Linked DNA regions of Homo sapiens: region 1 is linked to region 2. Evidence: read pairs that join two places in POLR2A ChIA-PET (ENCODE). Cell type or tissue: K562. All regions are shown on one strand.

The links. ChIA-PET counts read pairs that join two places held together with the same protein. Peaks named below come from ENCODE experiments on the same cell type or tissue, not always from the same donor. Only the 100,000 strongest peaks of a DNase experiment are listed, where the experiment ranks them.
Region 1: POLR2A ChIA-PET joins it to region 2 with 5 read pairs; 2 of 35 experiments call an interaction of 5 or more read pairs at or near these places.

What each region holds. Positions count from the first base shown.
Region 1 is chr18:51,094,558-51,098,557 of GRCh38, reverse strand. No RefSeq gene overlaps it. Among named protein-coding and RNA genes, the nearest start is that of SMAD4, 66 kb to the right of the region's middle. In K562, no CTCF peak of the experiment used is centred here; no DNase peak of the experiment used is centred here.
Region 2 is chr18:50,839,606-50,843,605 of GRCh38, reverse strand. No RefSeq gene overlaps it. Among named protein-coding and RNA genes, the nearest start is that of MRO, 22 kb to the right of the region's middle. In K562, no CTCF peak of the experiment used is centred here; DNase peaks (open chromatin) are centred at 1,595 and 3,405.

The DNA of each region.
Region 1 (4,000 bases), 250 kb before region 2:
GCTTTCCCAGCCTCTCTTGAGGCCAAGACAGGGACACATGATCTATGCTCTCCACCCACGTTTACCTGACGCACTTTGCTTTGTAGTCAACAGAAAGAAGTGGGGACTGTAAAGAATCTGGGCCTTTGGCAGGGCAGTTGCCTCCAGGCTCCAGAGGCAGCAAGGACAGTGATCTAGCAATAGCATCCAGGCCCCAGTGTTGGCGGTGCAGGAAAAGCTCACTGTGAGTCTCAGTTCAAGCCCGAGCCCAGCAACGGTAGTGAGAACTCCGCCAGACCAAATCTGCAATGGGATGTGGGGCAGTTCCTTCCTGACTCTGTGGACGCTAAGCCTGGGTGTCCTACTCTAGTGGAGATTCTGATTACTAAGCTGTATCCTTGACATAAATTTCTTATCTGCTTAAATTAGCTAAAGTTGGTTTCTTTGCTTACTAGATAAATCATGTCCTTAAGGAATTCATATTCTAGACAAGAAGCATAACACAGACTCCCTGAAACAAAAGGAAACAAAAAAGAGTAATTACACAAGTAAACTGGGTAGAACAAACCGGAAGCAAGAGGGATCATGAGGTGATCCAGGGATTTTGAGAAAGGCTTAGTGTGGATGAGCCATTATCCAAGTAGGAAGTGAGCCGGGCTCCTTCCCATGGCCACAGGGCTGTGAGACCTGCAGGCCCAAGGACCACCCTTTCCCTGAGGGTCCAGAAGAACAATACCAGAGCATCCATTGCTCTTCAGAGCCAGAGCTTCCTCAGCAGTGCTGGGATGAGCTGGGGTTCACTCCAGGCAGCTTCTTAGGGCTCACTCACTGAGCAGTGCTACTGTGATCTGGAGAACCTACTAATTTCATCATTCGAGGGAGCACAGCCCCCTACCCAGAGCAAGTTCTTCTCAGATGTGTCTGTTTCCTAGAGATCAGCCTGATATGAAAGCAGCACAGCACTGAGAGGGACACAACCTCCTCGAAGAGAAAGTTTCCAGTCCACCCATCAACACATCTCTTGGAGTACGTACAACAAGCAAGCACGTGCTAGATTTCATGTGTGGAATATTTATTTCTAAATAATTAGAAATAGATATTAGATCTTCCTTTCCAGCTCCTGGTCAGAGTTTCTAAAACCCTTATAATTTTCTAAGTGCTGAAAGTGGAAGAAGCATCTTTTGCTATATTTGGTTTTGTCTCCAGTTCCTGAAATAGCTCCAGGGTGATAAAAGTGAGAAGAGTGTCTTGTTATTTTCAACCACAGCTGAGTTTACATTAATGAAATGATCTTTGGGAAGCCCCTAAGGGTGGGGGAGCTGATTTTCAGGGGAACCAACCACATGATTAGAGGATTGGATTTAGTTTCCCCCTCCACCTCCAGGGCTGGAGATTTACTTAATTACCCATGGTCAATGATTTCATCAATCATGTCTTTGTAACGAAGCCTTGGTAAAAACCCTGAAGAACAGGGTTTGGTGCCAGGAGAGTTGTGTGAGTACGTAAAGATAAAGTTTTTTTTAAATTTTAGCCTATAATCCCAGCACTTTGGAAGGGAAAGGCAGGAGGAGGGAGGATTGCTTGTGCTCAGGAACTCAAGACCAGCCTCCAGCTGGGTGCAGTGGCTAATGCCTGTAATCCCAGCACTTTGGGAGGCCAAGGAGGGTGGATCACTTGAGGTCAGGAGTTTGAGACCAGCCTGGCCAACATGGTGAAACCCTGTCTCTACCAAAATATACAAAAATTAGCCAGGCATCATTACATAATGGTAAAGAGATCAATGCAACAAGAAGAGCTATCCTAAATATATATGCACCCAATACAGGAGCACCCAGATTCATAAAGCAAGTTCTTAGAGACCTACAAAGAGACTTAGACTCCCACACAATAATAGTGGGAGACTTTAACATCCCACTGTCAATATTAGACAGATCAATTGAGACAGAAAATTAACAAGGATATTTGGGACTTGAACTCAGCTCTGGACCAAGCGGACCTAAGAGACATCTACAGAACTCTCCACCCCAAATCAACAGAATATATGTTCTTCTCAGCACCACATCGCACTTATTCTAAAACTGACCACATAATTGGAAGTAAAACATTTCCTTAGCAAATGCAAAAGAACGGAAATCATAACAAACAGTCTCTCAGACCACAATGCAATCAAATTAGAACTTAGGATTAAGAAACTCACTCAAAACCACACAACTACATGGAAACTGAACAACCTGCTCCTGAATGACTACTGGGTAAATAACAAAATTAAGGCAGAAATAAATAAGTTCTTTGAAACCAATGAGAACAAAGACACAACGTACCAGAATCTCTGGGACACAGTTAAGCAATGTTTACAGGGAAATTTATAGTACTAAATGCCCACAAAAGAAAGCAAGAAAGATCTAAAATCAACACCCTAACATCGCAATTAAAAGAACTAGAGAAGCAAGAGTAAACAAATTCAAAAGCTAGCAGAAGGCAAGAAATAACTAAGATCAGAGCAGAACTGAAGGAGACAGAGACACAAAAAATCCTTCAGGCCGGGCGCGGTGACTCACGCCTGTAATCCCAGCACTTTGGGAGTCTGAGGCAGGTGGATCACGAGATCAGGAGGTTAAGGCCAGCCTGGCCAACATGGTGAAACTCTGTCTCTACTAAAAATACAAAAAATAGCCGGGTTTGGTGGTGTGTGCCTTTAGTCCCAGCTACTCGGGAGGCTGAGGCAGAAGAATCGCTTGAACCCAGGAGGCGGAGGTTGCAGTGAGCCAAGATCATGCCACTCCAATCTGGGCGAACTTCAAAAAATCAATGAATCCAGGAGCTGGTTTTTTGAAAAGATCAACAAAGTAGATAGACTGCTAGCCAGACTAATAAAGAAGAAAAGAGAAGAATCAAATAGATGCAATAAAAAATGACAAACGGGATATCAGCACTGATCCCACAGAAATACAAACTACCATCAGAGAATACTATAAACACCTCCATGCAAATAAACTAGAAAATCAAGAAGAAATGGATAAATTCCTGGACACATACATCCTCCCAAGTCTTAACCAGGAAGAAGTCAAATCCCTGAATAAACCAATAACAAGTTCTGAAATTGAGGCAGTAATTAATAGCCTACCAACCAAAAAAAGTCCAGGACCAGATGGATTCACAGCCAAATTCTACCAGAGGTACAAAGAGGAGCTGGTACCATTCCTTCTGAAACGATTCCAAACAGTAGAAAAAGAGGGAATCCTCCCTCATTTTATGAGGCCAGCATCATCCTGATACCAAAACCTGGCAGAGACACAACAAAAAAAGAAAATTTCAGGCCAATATCCCTGATGAACATGGATGCAAAAATCTTCAATAAAATACTGGCAAACCAAATCCAGCAGCACATCGAAAAGCTTACCCACCATGATCAAGTCGGTTTCATCCCTGGGATGCCAGGCTGGTTTAACATACACAAATCAATAAACGTAATCCATCACATAAACAGAACCAATGACAAAACCCATATGATTATCTCAATAAATGCAGAAAAGGCCTTTGACAAAATTCAACACCCCTTCATGCTAAAAATTCTCAATATACTAGGTATTGATGGAACGTATCTCAAAATAATAAGAGGTATTTATGACAACTCCACAGCCAATATCATACTGAGGGCAAAAACTGGAAGCATTCCCTTTGAAAACTGGCACAAGACAAGGATGCCCTCTCTCACCACTGCTATTCAACATAGAATTAGAAGTTCTGGCCAGGGCAATCAGGCAAGAGAAAGAAATAAAGGGTATTAAAACGGGAAGAGAGGAAGTCAGATTTGTGTCTGTTTACAGATGACATGATTGTATATTTAGAAAACCCCATTGTCTCAGATCAAAATCTCCTTAAGCTGATAAGCAAACTCACTCAGCAAAGTCTCAGGATACAAAATCAATGTGCAAAAATCACAAGCATTCCTATACACCAATAATAGAGAGCCAAATCATGAGTCAACTCCCATTCACAATTGCTACCAAGAGGATAAAAT
Region 2 (4,000 bases):
GATAGAGTCTTTAAAGAATTAATTAAGTTAAATGAGGTCATTAGGCCCTAATCTAACATGATACGTTTCTTTACAAGAAGAGAAGAAGATTAGGAAACAGACAGAGGGAAGACCATTTGAAGACACAGGGAAAAGACTCAAGCCAAAGAGAGAGGCTTCAGAAGAAACCAACCATATGAACACCTTGATCTCAGGTATCTAGCCTCCAGAATTGTGGAAAATAAAGTTCTGTTGTTTAAACCACCCCGTCTGTAGTACTTTGTTATGGGAGTCTGTGATAATCAATTTTATGTGTCAACTTAGCTGGGCCACAGTATTTAGATATTTAGTTAAACCTTATTCTGGATGTTTCTGTGAAGGTGTTTGTTAAATGAGATTAACATTTAATCAACGGACTTTGAGTAAAGCAGATGACCCTCCAAAATGTGGTTGAATCTCATCCAATCTGTTGAAGTCCTTAAGAAAATAAGAACTGACCTCCCCTGAGTAAGAAGAAATTCTGCAGACTGCCTTTGAACTTGAACTGCAACTCTTCCCTGGGTCTCCAGCCTGTCAGCAGATTTTGAACTTGCATATACAAAATTGTGTGAGTCAATTCCTTAAAATATATATTTCTTCCTCTCTCTCTCTCAATACACATCTTCTTGGTTCTGTTTCTCTGGATAACCCTGACTAACATATGGACCTAGCCAACTAATACAGTGTGTGAATTATATCTCAAGTCTGTGTTAAAAGAAAACTTAGAAGGATGCATCCAAAATGTTAACAGTAATTATTTGATGGCAGAATTTGTTTTAGGTTTATTTTTTGTTTAGTTTATCTGTACTTGTGACTTTTTGTGACCATGTGTTGTTTGTGTAATGATAATGTAAGAAAAGATTTCCATTCAGAGGAATGTTTAAAAGCAAGATTAGCTAATACAGAGCTAGAGGACATGGGGTAAGATGAGATGTAACACCACTTATTATGAAGATTTGAATGGCACCCAAATCAAATTACAAGTACTACAGCAAAAAAAAAAAAAAAAAAAAAAAAAATCTCAACATGGAACACAGCTATGATATATCTGCTAACACTCTTCCCTAGAATATATGTAATAAAGGAATTTTATTTTTCCTACGAAATCTATTTTTTCTGCCATTTTCAGTTTTTTTTTTACTTAATAAGCTAGCAAGCTTTTACTGAACATATGCTGTGTCCAAGGGCTGTACTAGATGCCGGAGATTGAAAACAAACAGACAATTAAGAAGTGTACACTTGACCGGGCGAGGTGGCTCATGCCTGTAATCCCAGCACTTTGGGAGGCTGAAGGGGGTGGATCACTTGAGGTCAGACCAGGCTGGCCAACATGGTGAAACTCTATCTCTACTAAAAATACCAAAATTAGCTTGGCATGGTGGTGCATGCCTCTAGTCTCAGCTCCTTGGGAGGCTGAGGCAGGAGGATCGCTTGAACCTGGGAGGCAGAGGTTGCAGTGAGCTAAGATAGTGTCACTGCACTCCAGCCTGGGTGACAGAGCAAGACTCCATCTCAAAAAAAAAGACGTGTACACTCTAGGGGAGAGAACAATGTGGTCCAATGTGATAAGGGCTCCCATGGAGAAAGCCAAGAGAGCTATTTGTGCGCATGAGAGAGGCTGCCAGCCCACAGGGGATGGAAACAGGAGGAGAGGCTTTTTTAATCCTTAGGACAACCCTGCAAGCTATAATTGTAATTCCCATTTTATGATGAGTAAACTAAGTTTCAGAGAGCTTAAAAAATTTGTCCAAACCTCTCGAGAAGTAGAAGAAAGGGATTTAAGCACAATTCTGACGCTAGAGTCCATATTCTTTCCACTATACCATATTCTGTGTGTCCAATGCATTGTCAAGTGGACAAGCAAACAAGTAGAATACACTGAAATAGAATCAATTTCATTTTTACTTTGAAGTAAGGATGTAGCTTTGTAGATACTATATGGTTTGTCTTAGTCTTAATTACCTTATTCTGCTCTTTTCACTAATTCTCATAATTGCCAATAATAATAGTAACAATAGGCCGGGCACGGTGGCTCACACCTGTAATCCCGGCACTTTGGGAGGCCGAGGCGGGCGGATCAAGAGGTCAGGAGATCGAGACCATCCTGGCTAACACGGTGAAACCCCATCTCTACTAAAAATAAATAAATAAATAAAATAGCCAGTGTGGTGGCAGGCGCCTGTAGTCCCAGCTACTGGGGAGGCTAAGGCAGGAGAATGGCATGAACCCGGGAGGTGGAGCTTGCAGTGAGCCGAGATCGCACCACTGCACTCCAGCCTGGGTGACAGAACGAGACTCCATCTCAAAAAAAAGAAAAAAGTAATAGTAACAACAGTTAACATTTATTGAATGTTTACTGTGTGCCAGATACTATACTCGGAGCTTAACAAAGGTTCTCTTAATCAATCCTCATAACAGCCTGATAAGGTAGGCTGTGGTGTTGTCCCTATTTTATAATCAGGGAGACTGAGGTTTCAAGAGTTATGTGGTAAGTGGCAAAGCTGGGATTTGATCCCAGATCTCATTCTAAGAGCAAGTTTTTAATCATTTTGCTGCAGTACCCCAAACCAGACAACTGGCAGCCTCAAAACTCATTGCTGCTTGCTGGATTTTTTTAATTAGAAGAAAATCCTGGAAAGTAACTGATATTCCACATCACAAGAGATGACCAAGAACTTCTCTTCTGTCTCTGGATCTCCTTGAGTTTCAGTGACTGGGCTCTGGAACTCTAGATCGTTCTGAGAGATGGACACTGGTGGGTGGGCTGTTTGGATTTGGGACCAAGGGTACCAAAATGGAGCCCTTTGCAGATTCTGCCTGGGTAGCAGCTCTTGTGTCCCATCCCACTGAAGCTACTCATGCCCTCCCCTCTCTAACACTCCCCACAGGAATCTGGTGGCCCCTTGAAGGGCTGGACTCTGTAAACAAACCAAACAGCATCCATAATGCTAAACCACTAGGGAGGGTTTGGAAGGGGGGGAAGAAAGATCCAGTTGTGCTTCCTTAGCCTTTGCTGCCCATTGACTGTGGTGCTCTTTTCCTGAATCTGCAATAGGAATGAGCTCACACAAGGGGCAGGCAACCAGAGCCTGTCCTGTAGCTCTGGTCCCTGGGGCTCCAGGTCCTGGGGAATTTTAGGCAGACAGAAGGAAGGGGAACAAGCCCATGGCAAAGGCTTTGGTTGAGAGCAAGAGAGAGAAACACCCACAGATCCACTAAACTTCAGTGTCAGGTAGATCCAGTCTAGGACAGAGGAAAAGATGACTTTCAGGATGTTGTTTGCTTCCTGTGGAAGTAAGTGCTCACCCTTTATCTAACTGACCCAGGCTGGACTTCCACAAGCGTAGCCCAGAGGCTATGGAGCTTAGATTACAGGACAATGTCTGACTTTCAGGAGGCAGGCACAGGGACGTGATAAGCCCCTGCTTCAGAAAACACTTGAACACTGTGGCAGAGGTCATGAACATCGCAGAGCCCCAGTTCACTGTTGATGGGAACAGGTGTATCCTCTGTTTTGGTGTAGGGAGGGTGAGTGGAGAAGAAACTTGCCCCACCTCTGATGTATCTGTGGAGCATCACAGTACCAGGCTGTGAGCAGGTCAGAGGCGAGTGTTAGGCATTGGTGCATTCTTCACCTGATGCCCCTGACCGAACGTGGTCCCCTGCCCAAGGCAGGTAGAGAACTCTGGAATCCATAGGAGGCTCTATTTCATGCAGACAAAAGAGACGAAAGAGCATTTGGTGCAGCGTCTGTGGGCTTGGCCTGGATCTGGCAAGTGGTAGTCTTCTGGGCATGGTGTGAGACCCTCAGGGCACATCTTGGGCACTGAGAACTGTGATGACTTTGGACAGTGAGGAGCTGTGCCCACCGAGGGGTGGTGAGAGTGTGGCCTCCAGGGAAGGCAAAACCTCCAGTGGCAGCCCTGCTGGCTTGGGAGGGGGCTCACTGTAGTCAGAACAGGTAAGTGCTCAGTACCCAAGG